Linked DNA regions of Mus musculus: region 1 is linked to region 2. Evidence: chromatin loops called from intact Hi-C (ENCODE). Cell type or tissue: heart. All regions are shown on one strand. Links, peaks and the distances in the headings refer to the core of each region. The heading gives the core; the rest is flanking DNA.

Region 1 (10,209 bases), core at 4,371-6,870, 72 kb before region 2:
TTAAAGTAAGAAAGATAAGGGTCATGGTTGGGATGATGGCACTGAAGGGAGTGTCAGGGAAATTTCTCTAAAGGAAAGTATCTGACTATTATATCAATTCAGGAAGCCCATAGGCTTTTTCAAAATTTAGATTTATGTAACAAAAGGCATTGAGCAGCCAGGTATTTGGAGCTGTTAGACCATAATGTAACTCAGATTCTTAACTGTCTTTTAGAAAACTGGTGTGTGTGTGTGTGTGTGTGTGTGTGAGAGAGAGAGAGAGAGAGAGAGAGAGAGAGAGAGAGAGAGAGAGAGAGAGAGAGAAATAGAGAGGGAGAGAAATAGAGAAATAGAGAGAGGAGAGAATCTATTTATTCACATAGGACTCACCTTTAGTAGCTCCATGGATGATGATTGCAGCCTTATTTTCAAGGATTTAGTGAGCTTCCTTAGAGAGTTCAGCTGCTTCTCTGTCACAGTGACATATTGTCTCAACTGCTTGGCTCCCTGCTGCTCCAGCCAGTCCAGCCTGGACAGGAGGAAACTCTCTTCCTCATCTAGTCTCTGGCGCAGGAGCTTGAATTCCTCATGGATCTTTAGTTTCTCTAGATCCACCTGGGCCTGGGGACGAAGGAGAGGATGCAGATATGAGATGACCATGAGAAGGGTCCTCCAAGCCTCCTTTAAATTCATAATTCCCATCCTTCTTTTTCTTTCTAGGCAGAGTCTCACTATAAAGCCCTAGATAGCCCAGAACTCGTTAAGTACAACAGGATAGCCCTGATTTCCACCTGCCTTTGCCTCCTAAGTGCTGGAATTAAGGGCGTGCACCACCACCTGGCACCACTCATGCTTTAAGAGTATTTAAAGATTACACTGAGACCAATTCAGAAGAGCTTCTGGGCATACCTGTTGGAAAGGGGAAGCAAAGTATTTACAGATTTAGGCCAGATGGCATGCTTTCATTTGCCTTAAGGCCACCAGCCAGATGTGCTGGTGCACAAGTAGGCAATCTCAGCACTTCAGGAGGTTAAGACCAGGCTCAACTACTTGAGCCACCATCTCCACAAAAGACAGACAATATGACCATTGAAAACCCAGGGTAAGGGTGGAGTTCAGTTGATGGAGTGGTTGCTTGGCATGGGTGAAGCCCTGGGTTCAATCCTCAGCACTGTATAAACTGGGCATGCTATTATAGCCCTGTAATCCAGCACTGGGAGAAAGACAGAGGCTTGGAAATTCAAGGCTATTCTTCTCTACAAACAATTTCTAGCTTGGGCTAGATCAGATTCTCTGTCTAGGAGCTGGAGAGTGAGTTGTTTAGACCACTTGCTGCTCTTGCAAAAGACTCAGATTCAATTCCCATAACCCACAAAGTATCTTATGCCCTCTTCTGGTCTCTACCGGTAGGTACCAGGCATTTATCTGGTATACATATTTTATGTTAGCAAAGCATTCATTCATAAACAATAGATCTATAAATAAATAAATAAATAAATACATAAATAAATACATAAATAAATAAATAAATAAATAAAAGATTGTCTTAAATGTCAATGGGAGAAAACCACAAACAAATGAATGAAAGAAAGATAAAGAAAGAAGGCTTTTCAGCTTAACTGCCTTCATAACTGAATTTTCCGTGGATGTAACAAAAACCAGCCAGCCAAGTCAACAGCATCTGGGAGATGGTGATGGCATTCCCAGGGGGCAGGGTCAGCATTTGGGATGTAAACCAACCAACAAACGAATAAAATAATGCTTTCAACTCTTCCAGAATTCCGTTCCTAGCATCTGTGTAGGGCAGCTCACAAGTGCCTGTAATCCCAGTTCGTCTGGTCTTTTCCAGTATTCACACGAATGGCTTTTACTCATATGCAGACACATACATATACACACATATAAAAATAACAAAAATAAAACTTTTTTTAAAACATGCAAACAAAATGAGGTGGAGATGTTCAATGGCGTCATAGTCTCTGTCGTTTCTTACTGTGGGAGTCTCTAGTTAGAAAGGGCTTGGGTGAGCCAGTGTGTGGGTGTTCTCTACACAGCCTGCTGTGGGTGGAGGAGCAGAAGACCTGGCACAGCATTCAGGCAGTAGTTAGCACAGCTAGGGAGCTTGGCTCGGGAGCACGGCTCAGGCACCATACACCCTCTGCCCTGCCCCTCACCACCACGTCAGCAGGATTTTATTCCTGCTTGCTGTATAAAGGAAGGCTAGGAGCTTCATCAGCAATGCCTCAGTTTCCCCAGAAGTGTTTGGAATGAGCATTTCTTACCCTGAACGCCCAGATTGCCCCTTCACCTTGTTTTTTCTCTTCAATTATTTTCTTGTCCTTTTGCCCCAAATCTTGGGCCTGTGACTCAATCTGCACCTGTAAGGAGAGGGTGCTTCAGCCAGGCTCTGACTCTTGAGAGGCAGGGAAGATGTTCCAGGGTACTGATGTCATTATTAGCAGTCCTCCCTGGCCCCCATCTCTCGATAGGAACAAGGAGGTGATGGAAAGAAATGGAACTTTAGTGACTTGAGAAAATACTACTAATGATCATTTGGATGGCGCTTTGGTATTCTCAGGGGAAGACTTCTCCTCATCCGTCCTATCACATTCTTTAAGAGATAGGTTTCATCTGCCTCACAGAGAGGCAGGGCCAGGACCAACCAGGGGATGGAGCTCTGTGGTAGAAGAGCACTGGCTTATCTGGATGTCTCAGGCTCTGCTTTGTAAGTTAGCAGTGGCTGGACTTGAATGAGACCTTCTGAGTTAAAATTTGCACTTAACAAAGAGCACACATGAGCTGGCCCATAGTCCCCACTACATATGTATCAAAGAACCACCGTGTCTGGCCTCAGTGGAAGGGGATGCGTTTGGTCTTATGGAGGCTTGATACCCCAGAGATGGGGGATGCTAGAGGGGTGAAGTGGGAATGGGTAGGGGGCATTACCCTCTTAAAGGCAAAAAGAAAGGGTGGGATAGGGTGGAAAGATCATGGAGGGGAACCAGAAAGGGTAATGTTTGAAATGTAAATAAAAAAAATAATTAATAAAAAATTATGTTTAAAAATTAGTACATTATTAATTGTGTGTGCAAGTTCAGCAGAGTGCTATGGTGTGTGTGTGTGTGTGTGTGTGTGTGTGTGTGTGTGTGTCTGTGTTTATGTGTATGAAGACAACTTTCAAGGGTGAGTTCTCTCCTTTTATTTTGCATGTCCCAGGGATCAAACCAATTTTCTCCTTCTACTATGTGGGTCCTTATGGTCAAGACAGGCACTTTTACCCTCTGGGTCATTTCGCCTGCCCCTAGAGTACTATTCTGATTCTTCGTCTTGCTTTGGTTACAGACTGGCATTTTCTAGAACTCAATTCTTTGAGCCCACTGGACCTGGCTATAAATGGCCAACTCAAGTACAAAGAGTACAGCAATGGGTGTCAATCAACTGGGGCCTCCCCAGTGAACTCTACTCTGCTGGGCTGGGGGCAGAGAAGGGCCCAGGTGCCTACCTTGTAGTTCTGGGCAGCCTCATCTATCAAGGTGACATTGTGAGACTTGTGGTCCTTGGAGTCACGACACACCACACAGAGGAATGCCCCATCCTGCTCGCAGAAGTAATGTAGCTTTTCCTTGTGCCTCTGACATCTTGAGTCTTCCTTTTCTGCTTGGATGTCAGCAGGATCCATACTTTGGATCTTCTCTGCAAGACTAGCCAGCAGCTTATTGGGCCTGAACGTATTCTTATTCACAGAGAGTTTGCAGAGAGGACATTGGATCTTTTCTGACGTTTTTCCAACCTGACTGATACACTGCAGGCAGAAGTTGTGCCCACAGTCAATGGTGACAGGATCTTGTAGAATTTCCATGCAGATGGGGCAGGTCACCTCCTCCTGCAGTTGGCAGGCCAGAGGTTGGCCTGCCATGATGGAACAGCAGGGCTAATCTGAGATGTGAAAGTACAGAAATCCAAGGCCTGGTGCTTGTAAGAGAGAAGGAAGCAGGAGGCAGAGGTTGAAGAGTATCTCAGGGAGAGGATTAGAGGAGAATGAGGGAAGGGGGGGTTAAATAAATAATGACAGAAAAGAGTCAGCGATAAATGGGGAATATTCTAAAGAGAAGAAAACAGATGGTCAGTCCTCTCTCCCTGTCTCTCAAGAACAGAAACCGAGAGTGCCTGCTGCCTATAAAGTAGAGCAAGACTTCCTGGACCTTGAACTAATTAAACATATCTTTCTGAAGCAGATTCAGAGAACAGAAAGACGAAGTGACAAAGTCCACTCAGGTGTAATTGGGGAGTGGAACTGATCGCTGGCAGCCCCAGGAAGGCTTGTTACCACCCCAGCAGATCTCTCACTCCCAGACCCTGCCTTCTGTTGGGTATTCCTTCCTGTCTCTGGTACCCCAGCATCTTTGAGTCATCCTTTGTTCTGTTTGGCCTGTCTGTTACTTCCTCTGTCTCTGTACTTCTCAGATTCCCCACCTACCCACACACACACACATCAGCTTGCCTGACCTGTGGACTTTAGCTTGACAAGGAAAGTATCAGCCAGGGTCACCGACATTTCCATTAGTAGCTCAACACTTCTTAACCCTTCCTCTTGCTCTTTTGTGCCCAGGAAGACGGTGCTCCCTCCTTCCTCCCTCTCCATCCCCACTAACCTCTCCTCTCTTCTGTTCTGTCATTAAAACCCAAACTGTTAATTTTTAAATAAAAATGTTTTAGATTTGTGTATTTTAATTTTACTCACATGAAAGTTTTGCCTGCACACACACACGCACACACACACACACAGAGTTAGTATTAATTGTATGCAAATGGTATGGGACCACCCACTGGAGCATAGGCCACTACAATGCCACAACCCCAGAAACTATCAATTGCCAATAGCTCCTCAGTGTGAGGTGGGGCCATATGAACCCTTTCCTATTTAGGTTGGAAAGTTGACTGGCCTGGTCTTATACAGGCAACCAATGTGTTCATAGGGCAAGGCCATTGGCAGGTCACACAGGGTGTGGAGGATTTTATGGCTATAGCCCCAACAATAGTTCCTTGTCATTTGCCAGGGACAGTCTTGGCTTTACCTTTGTCCCCTCATAAATGTCAACAGCCCTTCCTTTCATTCTCAAAAGTATCCACTCATATTATAGAGGTTACTTTGATTACAGCAACTACTGAAAGCTGAACACTTTCAGAAATACTACACCTACACTTCTCAGCCTTTTGGCTAAGATCAAGTGTAGAAATACCAGACCTCAGGCCTGTCTATTTCATTCACTTTAAGGTTGAATTAAAGCAAATATTTTTGTAAGGTTTTATAACTTGCATTCATACTCAGCTGTCAGATCTAGAGGTAAAATTTAATTTATTTTAAATTAAATCATTTCTTTGATTTAAAAAATTTATCTTCAGTATTGCTATTAGTAATTTTTTTATGTGTATAGGTATTTTGCCTGGATGTGTCTGTGAACCACATGCAATACTCATGGAAGCCAGAAGAGGGCATCTGGGTCTCCTGGAGTTGGAGTTACAGAGAGTTGTGAGCTGCCCCTTGGTCACTGGGAATATAACCTGGTTTCTCTGGAAGAGCAGTCAATGCTCTGAATCATCTCTCTAGCCCCCAGAATTTAATTTTCAGGCAAGTTTTGTTTTGTGTGTATTGTGCTTAAAAAACAATGACAAATCAGAATACGCTGATGAGGGTGCCTCTTTTTTTTTTTTTTTTTCCTTTCTTTTTTGTATATATTATTTCACTTACGTCTCACTTCTAAATCTTCAATATCTGTTGTTCAGGGAACTGAGCATGTTTCAGGGTCACCTAGAATGTGTAAGACCCAAGGCACAAAGACAGACATGCATGAAATCCCAGCACTGGGAAAGTAGAGACAAGAAGATTAGGAGGCTGAGTCCACACTGCCCTTACAGAGGGCTATTTCTCCCCAGCCCCTGTTTAGAGATTTTTTTTTACATGGATTTGGGGCGTTTTGACTTTTGCCTCTGCAGAAAACCTTAAGTTTTTCTGCCAAGTACTGAAGGTCAATGACTTGTATATTGTTAAATCCCTATTGCAATGCTAAGGTGCATTGTGAGACTTTCTTTGGAGATGCAAATATTTTATCAAAGTCAACAAGAGTTCAAAGGGTCCTGTGTACTCATGAAGCTCATCTGTCAATCAACCCCTTAGTAATGTAGACTGTAGGGGCGGGAGAGGTGGCACAGCGGTTAAGAGCACTGACTGCTCTTCCAGAGGTCCTGAGTTCAATTCCCAACCACATGGTGGCTCACAACCAACCGTAATGGGTCTAATGCCTGTTTTGGTGTGTCTGAAGACAGCAAGAGAGTCATACATTAAAAAAAAAAATCTAGAATGTGTTTTTTTCATTTGAATTCAAACTTTAATTCAGTGTTTCTCAACCTGTGGGTCTTGCCCATCAGAAAACACATATTCCCAATGGCCTTAGGAACTGAGACACTGCTCCTCCATAAAATTACAATTATAGCAACAAAATAATTTTGTGGCTGGAGGGTCACCATAATATGAAGAACTGTATTAAAGTAAACTGTATAAAGAACTGTATTAGGAAAAGTTGAGAACCACTGCTTTAATTCAATAGGTTACTATTTTGTTAGGAACTGAAAGACTTTATTTTCTTTAGAAAAAAAAAACGTTTATTTGTGTGTGTCTTGTGTCTGTGTATGTATGTGCATGAATGCATATGTGTGGGCGTCTGTGTATGTATGCCACATGTGCCTGTGGAGCTCAGAAAGATGAGTCTGATGCCTTCAACTGGCCTAATCTGCGGTTGTGAACCAGCTGGTATGGGTACTGGGAACTGAACTTTAGTTGTCTGGAAGACCAGCAAGTGTTCTGAACTGGTGAGCCATGTCTCCAGTTCAAGATATTTTGTTATAATATAATAATCTATCATTTTTCAATCATTTATCATTTATCAATTTTCTATCAATTTTTGATGTCATAATAACCTCCACTGAATTTATTGAGGAATGTAAGAAGTAGTTGTATCCCATGATACATACACTGCACTCCTGAGAAAGAACCTTTTAGACTAGACACAGATGAGACTGGTTTATCCACAGATTTACGGTGTTTCTCATCACAGGTCTTCTGACTTTACCCTTTAGTCCCTGGTGTCAGGTGAGTTATCAGCAGGCATTGTGGAAAAGCCATTTTTCCATGGAGCCACAGTTGGCACTAACCCAATACACACTCACCAGATACCTTAGTAAATGCAAACCACACAGGCCCTCTTTAATCGCTCGTACTCTGAACCCCAGATGCCAATCATTACAAGGAAAAGCGTTGGGATGAACCAGCAAAAGTAACTATGAATACATTTCACAGGACTGGAGATGGTTTAGCGATTAAGAGCACTGGCTGAGCTGGGCAGTGCTGGCACACACCTTTAATCCCAGCACTTGGGAGGCAGAGGCTGGCAGATTTCTGAGTTTGAGGCCCTCCTGGTCTACAGAGTGTGTTCCAGGACATCCAGGGCTACACAGAGAAACCTTGTCTCGAAAACAAAATAAAAGAGCACTGGGTGTCTTCTGGTGTGTCTGTAGACAGCTACAGTGTACTCACATACATAAAATAAATGTCACACACACACACACACACACACACACACACACATATATATATATATATATATATATAACAAATTTTACAAAAATCAGATGACTGTGTGAACACACAGTGAATGCCCATCTAGGGCCTTAGAAAACGCAGTGCAAAAGTGAGCACCTTGGCTGTGGATGCCACACACAGCCACGACATAACTCAGCTCTTGCCGAGCTCCTGCTTCTGTCTAACTCCTCCCCCTAACTTACTCCCTGCACTTGCCAACTCCTTTCGCTTCTTCTCTGGACCCAGTGAGTTTGAAAGCTCATATATTGCTCTATTTCAAGGAAGTGTATAATAGCATAGCCGTATGCTTTTGTTGACACAGGTGTGTCTAACAAGTCAGATGATCCTACCCATTCCACTCAAGAGGTAGAGATAGACATATCTCTTCACAGCATCTATAGCCCAGATGTCCACACTGCTCCATCTGCTGTGTTTTTTGGATGTCTCCTAAGACTGTAAATAAGGATTATTTATCTAGTGAATGACTAATTACCTCAATATACTTTGTGCTAATTAGATTTTTGTTTGTTTTTGTTATAGTGATAACACTTACAATCTATTCTCGTGCACTTTAAAAAGACTGTGACCACCACAGCTTTGGACCACAGCTTCCTGACTGTCTCCCGGATGATGAGATCACAGGCATGTTCTACTATCCGCTGATTGATTTGGGTTTAATATTATTGCTGTTGTTGCTTTTGGAGATCAACCTGTGTAGCTCAGGCTGGCTGGCCTCCCACTCACGGTACAACTTAGAATGATCTTGAACTCCTGTCTTTAATTCCTTCTTGGTCTGGGATCACAGGCACAAGCCACCTCAACTTGAGTTCGGTTTCTCATGCTTTGCCCTACTCGAGACCTCTACTGAATGTTTGAGGTTGTCCCTCCAGGCCATCAGGTAGAATTCAGGGGCTCCTGCCAAGAGCCCTCCATGTCTCCTGAGTCCCAAGAGCTACCTCATTTTTTCCGAGATCTGTATGCTCAAATTTAGAGCCTCATATCTTTCTGTGGTTTTCCTCATATCTTTCTGTGGTTTTCCTAAGTGCTCTCTGGATTGTGTAGCTCGGTATTCAACATGGTGGCTGGCAGTTCCCCGGAGCTGGTGTTTACATTTTGGACAGAGGATGGGGCTTATCAAAGGACACAATTGCAGAGCGGATAGGTTTTCTCACAGATACACTCTCCTCCTTGGTACAGCCTCAGGTTGGCCTCCAGCTCAATATATAGTTGAGGGTGACCTTGAACTTTTGATTCTCTGATATCCACCTCCTAAGTGGTGGGATTAAAATTATTCATCCATCATGCTCAGCTTTATTACTGCTGGAGATCAAACTTCATGTTTGCCAGGCAGAGACTCTACCAACTGGATACAGTACAGACCTCACAGCCAAATTTTTTCTGCTCTGCTGTGTGTATGTACATGTGTGTGTACTGTGTGTGTGTGTACACTGACCCCATCATATCCTATATGGGATAGGGACAAACTTCAAGAGTCTGTTTTCACTTTCCATCTGGTTGAGCCAGGGCCTGTCTTGTCTTTCTTTGTTGTGCAGAGTGCTCCAGGCTAGCTCCTGAAAGCTTCTGTCTCCCATCTTGCCTTGGGAGTTCTGGAATTGCATGTATGCACCACCACATCCAGCTTTTTAAATGTGTTCTAGGGATGGAAACATATCCATCTAGGTCATCAAACTTGTGTGACAAGCATTTTTGTTTATTGAGCCATCTCTCCAGTCTCCGCCATAATTTCTAAAAAAAAAAAAAAAATAGCTTGGGAACCTGGTGAATAGCTCAACCTAGGAGCACTCGTTGCTCTTGCAGAGGAATCAGGTTTGGTTCCCAGCACCCACATGGCTCACAATTGCCTATAACTCCAGTTACATAGGATCTGAGACTCTCTTCTGATATCCATGGACATTATGCACAAAGTTCATATACAGAGAGAGAGAGAGAGAGAGAGGCAGAGAGAGAGAGAGAGAGAGAGGCAGAGAGAGAGAGAGAGAGAGAGAGAGAGAGAGAGAGAGAGAGAGAGAACAGGGCAGTGGCCCCAGCTTCCATTCCCTTAAAGGAGAGATTCTGAAACCAAGTCCTAACTTGGGAGGCAGCACCACCTACTGTCCGTGAAGGCACAATGCTAAAACATTTGACTGAAGGAGCCATGGCTCTATTTTGGGCACAGTTTAGCGTAATTCTGACTAGAACAATTTAGAAGGAACACTGAACTTGAGCTCATGAGATGACATATAAGGAAGCTCATATAAAAAGTTGATAAGGAGATTAAAACAGGAATCAAGTGGGGCTAGGGCTGGGGTGGTGGTGGATTCAAGGCTCCATTAACTAGTAGTTAACTAATGGGTGTTAACTACAAGAAGGAGAGTGAATTCTGAGCCTGGCTTTATTGTGTTCACCTCACTGTACAAGGAAAGAATGTGATTAAGTCCCGAGGTTAATTAAATCCTCTAGCCACATAGTTTCCCTGTATCGGAAAAGGAACCAGGAAACAGAAATTCTTAAAGAAGAGTGGCTTTGTTTAGTTTGGCCAAAAGAGAAAGAAATACTCTTACTCCCCTCCTCTTCTGAAGCAGTCTTATAATTCT
Region 2 (10,209 bases), core at 4,254-6,753:
CCCAGCCACCCATAACTCCAGTTCCAGGCAATCTGCAGTAGTTTTTTGATTCCTGTTATTTTGTTGTTGGTGCTTGCGATTGTTGTTGTTGTTATTTTGTTGTGTGTGGAGGGTGTGTGTTTCCCCTCTAAGGATTTGAGATTATTTATTTATTGTGTGTGGTTTTAATTAATTAATTAACTAGTTAATTAATTAATTAATTAATTGTGTGCATGTATTATTTATTTCTTTGGTGTGGTTAATTTTTTTTTTTTTGGTTAAAGTTTTCCTTCAATTACTTTCTTTAGAGGTGGATATTGTAGCTAGATATTGCTTAACTTTGGTTTTATCATGGAATGATTTTCTTTTTTCACGTACTGTGATTGACTGGACTAGCATTCGTGGTATCTTCAAGTCTTTAGAACATCTGTCCAGACCCTTTTGGCTTTTAGGGTCTCCATTGGGATGTCAGGTGTTATTCTAATAGGTCGGCCTCTGTATGTAACTTGGTCTTTTCACCCTTCCGCCTTTTAATATTTTTCTTTGTTCTGTTATGTTTAGTGTTTTGATGGTTATGTGACAAAGGGACTCTCTTTTCTAGCCCAGTCTATTTGGTGTTCAGGATGCCTTTTGCACCTTTATCGGCATCACCTTAGGTTAGGAAATTTTTCTTCTATGATTTTGTTGGAAATATTTTCTGTGATTTTTGACTTGTTTTCTTTTTCTCTTTTTCTTTTTCTCTTTTTCTTTTTCTTCTTTTCCTTCCTTCCTTCCTTCCTTCCTTCCTTCCTTCCTTCCTTCCTTCCTTCCTTCCTTCCTTTGGAACTTAGAGCTCCACCTGCCTCTGCCTCCCTAGTACTGGAACTAAAGGTGTGAGCCACTACACCCAGCTTGATGTGTGTGTGTGAGGTTATTGTGTGTGTGTGTGTGTTTGTGTTCCAGCTGTGTTGCAACACTCAGTGCCTGCTGTGCTAGATCACTGGGCGCTGTTGGATTCAGATAACCCTGGCTATTATTGATTGTCTTTTTATGCTGACATCCAGGCATCTGGGTTTAGAAAGATTACATTTTAGGTACTGATAATCTGGTTTTTGTTGTGTGAGTATTTTGTTTCTTGGTTTCTGTTAATATTTCTGTTTCATAGGAGACTGCAGTGGCTGTGTGTTGCCTCGTAGGACATTCTTGATATATGTAGCCACTAGGGGTTCTAGGTAAAATGTATTTCTAGGTACTGGAGCTCATACTTAGGAATGAGAAAGGGCCAAGAGGGTATGAGCTGGAGAGGGGTCACAGGAGGGGAAAAGTAGGGTTTTCCATGGGGATCTGCTTAGTCCCCTGGCATGGGTGCAGAGAGTGAGGAGAGGCCACAGGAAGGTCGACTACAGAGTTGGAGATAAGAATGGTGTATAGTACTTGGAGGAATGACAGAGAGGTGGAAATCTGAAGCTAGCCTACCTCCTTCCCTGGACAAAGCAGCTTGCAGATTCTCAGGGAATGCCTGTTTGGCACTGGAGACTAGGATAAGCCATGAGTGGGAGAGAAGGGATTTTGGAGTAGAAGATCTGCGTGGTCCACTGGAGAAAGTGGCAGAGCAGAAGGGGGGTCACAGGACGTGGTCGGCTGTGGAGCTGGGGATGAGGCTGGAGGACTGAATCTCACGGAGCTGAGGGAGAGGTCAAGATGTGCAGTTAGCCTAGCTCTTTCCCTGCCTGGATTCTCTCTTAGTGACTTGCTAGCCCTTTGACGTTTGTTCCTTCCTTGACTTCCTTGCAATGATGGATGGAGACCTAGAATTGTAAGCAGAAATAATCCTCTTTACTCCAAGCTGCTCTTTAAAAATTTTTAGTTTTTTTTTTAACTTTTGAGATTATAATATAATTAATTAGACTTCTTCTTACTCTTTTCTCTACCCCATACACCTCTCCTATTCTTTCCCAAGTAGCCAGCTTCTTTTTAAATTAACTGTTATTGTGTGCCTGCACATGCACCACAATACAACACACATATGCACACACACACACACACACATGCATGCACACAGATGCACACACTCAGTCTGTATAACCTTACTAGTATGTATGTTTTCAAGGCTGACCATGTGGTATTGGATAAAGCTCTTCTCTGTGGAAAACTGTTCCTCCCACTCCCAGATTTCCTTAGGTGACTGTAGTTGTGTGTGTGTGTGTGTGTGTGTGTGTGTGTATGTGTGTGTGTGTGTAGGACTGTGGCCTCCTGGACTTTTCTCCATTCATTTTGGCATGAATATTGGTGTTCTCCTCTCAGCTCACGTTTGGGCAGCCACGTTGGAACTTTATGGGTACAGCATCTGATATTCCAAAGAGACACAATCTCACAGTAAACCTCATGTCTCTTACATTCTTCCTACCCACTTCTCCCTTCCAAAATTCTTCCTTATGTACGGGAGTGCCTAACTTCCTTTTTTGTTGTTGTTGTTAAACTTTTATCACATCTACTAGAATAGTGGCTTTACTCCAGGTGCCTCGACCAGCAAAGGAGAGTCCAATTCCTGATGATTAGGTAGTCAGATTTTTTTTCACTCCCAGTGTCTTGATTATTCCAGGAAAAATAATGTGCAAAAGAGTGCTCACAACCTATACATATAGAACTCATTAATATTAGTAGTGATTTCAGAGTTTAGCAGTGCCTTAGCCGAGTTCAACACCTGCCCTACGTCTAGAGAGGGGTAGGTTCTTCTAATTCAGTGCAACATTATAAAACCCTTGTTTATCAACTCCCAGAAAGGGAAAAGTAATTTTCATGTATAAGGTATTCCTAATGCATGCTGCTAGCTTATTTTAAATCATTTGATTTAGGCTCCAAAATAATCATAATTTAACACGTGTACACTTGCAGATTGTGATGGTCTTTTTAAAAAAAGTTTTAAAAATTATTTATTTTTTTTATGTATATGAGTATACTGTAGCTGTCTTTAGACACACCAGAAGAAGGCATCAGAGCCCATTACAGATGGTTGTGAACCACCATGTGGTTGCTGGGAATTGAACTCTGGATTTCTGGAAGAGTAGTCAGTGCTCTTAAACACTGAGCCATCTCTCCATCACCATGATGCATGGTCTTAATTGTACATTTAAAGTCACCATATGTTCATGTCACCATTAAGTCTAGATGTCAGAATTTAAACAATCTCTGAAATGTGTGAATGTCTCTTTAATATACTGATTACAAAGCAAAAGAGCCAAAGTACTTCATGAGCATTGCAGTGCATCAATACCATCATATTTCTATATTTATAGACTTGTGATCTTCAATTTTTTTTGTTTGATAAAAGGTCCAGGTATTGCTCCCATAGTGTGAAAAATTATTTATACTTCATCTCAACTACAAAATTGGTCCTGAGCCCTTAGTGATCTGTTCTTTGCCAGCTGACACTGAAGCTTGGCCAGTAGATGGCAGTAGAGCAGCATGAAGGGAAAGCATGAGCTCTCCGTGTCTTGTAGGCTCCTTGCCAGGTGACTGCAAAATGAGCCTCCAGCATCTGCTCCCATAGCACAGGAAGCAGCTGCAGCACCCAGTGTCTGCAGTACACAGCGACTCCAACAAACAGCAGCTTCACTCGGGAGTGGCCCGCTGTGAACAGGTTTTGGTTGGACTCTACCGTAGTAGAAGTCCTCCTTTGAGGTCCTTTTTATCCTCTTCTTAGCAAGGCAAAATAGATAGATAGATAGATAGATAGATAGATAGATAGATAGATAGATAGATAGATAGATAGATAGATAAAAAACGCAGCTCCTCTTATTTCTCATAGACGAACTATGATGGTTAATCTTCATAGTCAAGGTGAGTGGATTTAGTGTCATCTAAAAGACAAACTTTTGGGCATGCCTTCAAAGGCATTTGCAGAGAGGTTTAACTAACGGAAGGTGGCGCTATAATCCTAGACTGTAGTCCTAGACTATTGGGGTGGGGTGGGGAGCCAGGTGAGCACTGCATTTCTGGTTCTCAGTGTTCTGATTGGCTGAGACCAGAGCCAGCAGCCTCATATGCTGTTGCCACAGAGATGCTATACTGAATTGCTTATGTGATAATGCAGATGAGATTTGTTCCAAAGAACAATTTCTTTTTTTTTTTTTTTTTGTTTTTTGTTTTTGTTCTTGTTTTTTGAGACAGGGTTTCTCTGTGTAGCTCTGGCTGTCCTGGAACTCACTCTGTAGACCAGGCTGGCCTCGAACTCAGAAATTCACCTGCCTCTGCCTCCCGAGTGCTGGGATTACATGAATGCGCCACCACTGCCCGGCTCCAAAGAACAATTTCTAAACAAGTCCACTTTGCCTGAATCCTAGTAACCTTTCTTTCCCACTCCCTCTGGTGGGAGGTGGGCTAGAAAGGATGGTAAAGCATTTAAGAAACATTATTAAAAGTCAGGTTGAGAAAAATTTACCCTACACCAAATCATCTCGTCTCTCCTCCCATGACAGACTATTCCTTCAAACTGTGAGCCAAAATAAGCCTTTTATGTATTTATTTTATGCATATGAGTACACCGTTGCTCTGTTCAGATGCACCAGAAGAGAGCATCAGATCCCATTACAGATGGTTGTGAGCCACCATGTGGTTGCTGGGAATTGAACTCAGGAACTCTGGAAGAGCAATCAGCACTCTTAACACCTGAGCTATCTCTCCAGCCCTAAGACTTCTATCTTAGGTTGTTCTTGTCAAATATTTTGTTGCACAAACAAGAAACATCACCAATTTTTCTAAAAGAAACGATTTTTTTAATGTCTAATTTCCAGGGTCAGGATAAATTAGCTCTAAATTCACTATTAATCTTCTACAGTACATTTTTCATTCATACATTATTCAAGATTAGTTGCAGACCTGTACAATAGAGTCTAGGATGATGTAGCATTCTTTGGGAATTCCCTGGTTGTCATGACAAATCTGGAAGAGCAGAAAGTGCTCTTGTTCACTGAGGATCTCCCCAGCTCCAATGGTTTTGTTTTGGTTAAATGAGGTCAATGGAGCCTGATACCACATTTGGTTTATACTACCCGGGGATGAAATCCAGGGCTTTCTATGTTTTGGACAAAGCACTATACTAACTGAACTACATCCCAGCCATCTTCTCCCCTGCTGCCTCTGTTTTAAACCTATATGACTTCTTTACCACAACTTTTTCTCTCATTCTATAACTCATAAGATGAATTAAATACCTGTCTTCCGTGGGACCCCAGTATAATCCTGATAAACCCTCAGTAAGTGCCTGACACCTTTCAAATTATTGCTTTTACTTTGCATGTATGGATATTTTGCCTTCATGTTTGCCAGGGTAGCACATGCATGCAGTGCCACTGGAGACCAGAAGGTGGCAACAGACATCCTGGAACTGGAGCTAGAGACTGTTGGGGTAAACTAAGATACTGACTGATACATTGATTTATTTAATAGTTTATGTAAAGCACTGAGTGATACTCAGTTTTAAGATTAACCTCACTTGCCACCTGGAACAGAATGACCTGGAGAAGTAGCTGAAACAGTGCCTCATTGCCCTTAACAACCTGCTGGCTCTCAAATTGTAAAATTGCTTGTTAGCCCCACCTTGTGGTCTTAGAGTACAAAATGAGAATGCAAGCCAGAAATAGGCCTTACAGGAGCTTTCCTGGTTTTTCCATCCACTAGTGCCCATGCCTCTCTTGAGCTCTGGTGTTGGTGTGCTTTATCCAGAGATTCCCACTAGGCTGTGCGTCACAATGTAGGTGCTGGAAAGTAGACCACTGTTCTCTGGAGGATCAGCCAGTGCTGTTCAGCTGGGTCAGCTCTCCAGCCCCACCTGACACCTTTATAACCCTCACACAGTGACTGTAAAGGATCTTACCTTCACACCACTAGAATATATTTTGTCTTTAAAACAGGCCACCTATCCCAGTTTATTTCTCAGCCATATTTTGATTGAAATAGAATTGCATCATCCCCACTTGCCTCCCTCTATCCCTTCTCAGTTACTCTCCTTCCAACTCCTCCCAAGTTCTTTTTTTTCATCATCCTTGTTACCTATGTCTGTGTAGGTAACAATGTATGTGTGCCTGTGTTTCCACACACAGGTATATGAATGCAACATGCCAAGTTTGTGTTTGTTGTTTGTGTGTTTATGGTTTCAGTGCTGACCACTCTCCACTGGCCATCCAATAAGAGGCTCATCCCTGGAGAGGCTAATTCTAGCTCAGCAATCATCAGTTGCCTGCAATTCTTCGTCTAGGGGTGGGGCCCCACAGAAGTGCCCTCTTTCACTTTGTCATGTTTTGTTGCTCTTGATCCTGCCTTGTCTATGCAGTTATTTCTAGGAGAGACTGTTTCCCACCAGACCTCCTGCTGTTCTGGCTTTTGTAATCTTTCCATTCCTTCTGTCCAGAGGCATAGATGCAGGATCTGTAATGTTGATATATCAGTGGGGATTGGCCTCACCAAGATCTGTTGATCTCCTCTGCATTGTGCGCAGTCGTGATTCTCTGTGTTGGTGTCAGATTGCTTCTTTTTTTGTTTGTTTATTTGCTTGTTTGTTTTTAGAGACAGGGTTTCTCTGTGTAACCCTGGCTGTCTTGGAACTCACTCTGTAGACCAGGCTGGCCTTGAACTAAAAAATTTGCCTGCCTCTGCCTCCCGAGTGCTGGGATTAAAGGCGTGCGCCACCACTGCCCGGCGTCAGATTGCTTCTTGATGAGGGGTGGTAACTATGGTTATTCAAAAAAGATGGGTCTCACACAAAGAGTGCAACTATTTTTGTTGACAAAGGGCACTGTGTCCTTTACATACTAACACTGAAACTTTTATCTAGGAATAAGTTTAACTTTAATTTTAGGCTTATCAATTTGTTTGTTCCAGCCTTTCACTTGGAAGGCTCCATGACACTTATCTGTGGAAGTTAGGTCCCAGTTCTTCCTCCCAACCCCCAGGCTCTCACAAATAAAACTCAGAATCAGAATAAATTTACACATACCTTGGCCATATAGCTAGGCTCTTCTCGGACTAGATCAAAACTTAGAGTAACCTATTTATTTTAATCTATATTCTGCCACATGGCTGGTTACCTGTACTCAGGTATCAAGCATCCGTTTCCTCACACCTTCTCCAGGCAAATTTCCTGCCTGACACTGCCCTAGAATTTTCTCTCCTCCCAGATGTTCCACTTCCTATTTCCTGCCTAAGCCAAAGATCAGAAGATTTATTATTGACAAGTGCTACACCCAAAGAGATATACGATATTCTCTCTAAACCTATCATCAAAGTGAATTAGAAAAATTTGATAAATACCATTGTAATAAAAGTTGTTTTCATAGCCATTCAATATTTTAAAAGGTTGTTTCACAATAATTTTTTAGGTTATTAATCAGAAGTATTATTTTCAATAAAATGAAGAGGAAGCCTGGACTAGCGAAAAAGCTCATTGGTTAAGAGTCCTGTAAGGATGGCCAGCAGATATTGAGCATGGTGTGCTGTGGAGAAATAGCATGAGGTGACTGCTCAAGCCTACTAGCTGTGAGGTGACTTAAGCATATCTGTAAATCCCAGCACAATGGGACACTGAGAAAGCATACTTTCTTAGTAGAGAATCCTAATATCTGCCAAGTGAGCTGCATGCCTGAGGAAGTGGCCTCCATGATTATTTTCTCATGAGACACTTTGTTTTAGTTAATTTAGGAAACCTGTAATAGCTTTGGACTGCTGACCCATTTCTCAGTCTGCAAGGAGGTTTGGGTCACCTTGAACCCAGATAAACTATGGCTTCAGAAACAGAAGCTGTTGAGACTTGGAGTCTGTGGGAAATCTTTATTCTGCTTGCCTATAAACAATGCTGGAATATTCAATAAAGCACAGTTACTCTGTATCTCCCGTGTCCTGATTAATGTGACCTAATTATCCAAGGGACACCAATGCACTGGATATTGAGAGTTTTCCTGGAGCTCGGGCTCCACGGCATGGTTTTTCTGGAGAAGTCTGCATCACTTTATAAAGTAAGAATCTACTTTGAACCTGGGTCTCTTCCTATAACCAAGAACTTCTAGGACTCCTTTAGAATAAAATCCAGCCTTTAAATAATTTTTTATTGAAGTATGGTTGACATGTAAAAGCTGCTCTAATTTATTTTATTAATTTGTTAATTTTATCAGTGCCTCACTAGGCACCCTTAGATGCTCTGTAGTCAAGGCTGGGTCACAATCCCAGGGATCCTCATGCCCCTACCTCTGCCTCCCAAGTGCTGGGATTAGCATACCACTGTTGAACTTTGGTTGTTTGCTATGGATTGTAATGCTAAGTACTGGCCCCCAAGATTGGTTGCTCCCCTGATAGATCCATGGGACAAAGGAATCCTCACATACACCACAGGATGCTCTGTCACGTTGTTCCTCGTTTTAAAACTATTGGTTAAATAAACCAAATAAAACCAAATAAAACCAAATAAAACCAAATAAAACCAAATAAAACCAAAGCTTGTAATAGTGCAGAAGAGAGGTAAGCATTGTTTCAGCTGCCGAGCTTTGGTCTGTAGAGAGAATATAAGGAATAAAAGAGAGAGAGAGGGAGAAGAAGGGAGAAGAAGACATCTCGAGGTGGGTAGATCATGAGAGCATGGCCCTGAGGGCCAGGCAGCTGGAGTAGGATCAGCTCAGATGGAACATGGGAAGTCATATATCGAGGTTATTGATAGGGAAGTAAACAAAATAGCATAGAAGGTTGATATCTTCCCAGCTCTAGTGTTGTTAGGGCTTATTATGAATAATACGGTTTTGCGTGTCTTATTTGGGAACTAAATGGTTAAAGGTGGTTAGAAACCTCCAATATTTTTAACCACCATACACAAACATGCCTGGCTTGCTGTTCTATTCATGTATACAAATCAGTGAATTGTGTGGATATTGTATACTAAGACAAGGTCACCCTCATCAAGGCCATATTGAAAAACCACCCTGCTAAGCCGTTTGCACAAGTGATGCTATGTTAGAGACACCATTCTGACCTAAGAGCCCAGCATGGAGACCCCAACAAATGCAAAAATGAGAACAAAAACCAAATACGTCCATAGGTCTGGGAAAATGTCTGACTATACTCATGTTACATTTTGGCCTTTGTAGCTCTATTATTTGCTAACTGTTCTTGCTAATTGAAGAGTGTCAACTAGGTGTGTGTGTGTGTGTGTGTGTGTGTGTGTGTGTGTGTGTGTGTGTAAAAAAGCCTTTGGCTATATCTTGTGGACAAGTTCCCTCTATGGCCATGTGCAGATTTTCCTGATATATCTCAGATCCAGGCTCCGATATTTCAAACAGAAAGCATCTCTTAGAACCTTCTGTCCTGAACAAAAGCCATGAGGATCAGGGCTCACAGACACTGAGTCTGCAAAGTAAGCTATATTAGTTAAGGTTCTCTATAGAAACAGTACTTATGGAATAAATATATGTTTGTCTATGTTATGTGTGTATATGTGTATGTATGTGTATTTTTGCATATGTATGTATGAGTGTGTGCATGTGTATGTATAAAGGGGATTTATTAGAGTGGCCTACAGGCTGTGGTCCAACTAGTCCAACAATCACTGTCTAGTTAAGGAACGTACAAGAATCCAGTAGATGTTCATTCAGTTCATGAGACTGGATGACTCAGCGGGTCTTCTGTATACACCAGAATACTGAGGTAGACACTAGCTAATGTTAGTGAAGGAATGGATTAAGTCAGTGTGCGGAGGGGAGGCAGAGAAGAGCAGAAAACATTCCTTCTTCCATGTGTTTTATAGGGGCAGCCAGCATAAGGTTTGGCTCAATACGAAGCTGTATCTGCCCAATTCAGGAGATCCAGATTACAAGTTTGTCTTCCCCGCCCCGTGCCAAAAATCACCCCCTGACCACCAATCCTATGTCCGGTGTGCCAGACCAAGCCCGAGATACCCCCTGCTCAGTGCTACAGAGAGACAGGGCATAGCACTCCTGAGATGACCGCAGATACCCATAGGCACCACGTGTGACTAAGATAATGAAGTACATGGTGGAGAGATGGAAGAGAAAAAAAAGCAGAACAATGTGTACAAAATGAAGAGAGGCAGAACTGGAGACTTAGAGTAGTGAGGAACAGCCTGATGTGAGTAGCTGGGGATGCCCACCTATGACCATAGTGAGGTCCTGGCCCATGTTGCTGTAAAGGGCCATGTCCAGATTTGTGGCCCTGCAGGAGAGGGAATATATTAACATCAATAGCTAGTGGATA

What was found. Peaks named below come from ENCODE experiments on the same cell type or tissue, not always from the same donor. Only the 100,000 strongest peaks of a DNase experiment are listed, where the experiment ranks them.
Region 1: a loop joins it to region 2, with 2.4 times the contacts of the local background. A loop is called at or near these places in 4 of 42 quality-filtered maps.

Annotation. Positions count from the first base shown.
Region 1 is chr17:36,892,040-36,902,248 of GRCm38, reverse strand. Trim31 (tripartite motif-containing 31) reads right to left here and starts at 4,119. Exons shown (of 8, transcript NM_146077.2): 1 at 3,482-4,119; 2 at 2,262-2,357; 3 at 370-600. The coding sequence starts at 3,895. In heart, for the core only: a CTCF peak has its summit at 5,452 (motif pointing right); no DNase peak of the experiment used is centred there.
Region 2 is chr17:36,819,433-36,829,641 of GRCm38, reverse strand. No RefSeq gene overlaps it. Among named protein-coding and RNA genes, the nearest start is that of H2-M10.6, 12 kb to the right of the region's middle. In heart, for the core only: a CTCF peak has its summit at 5,320 (motif pointing right); no DNase peak of the experiment used is centred there.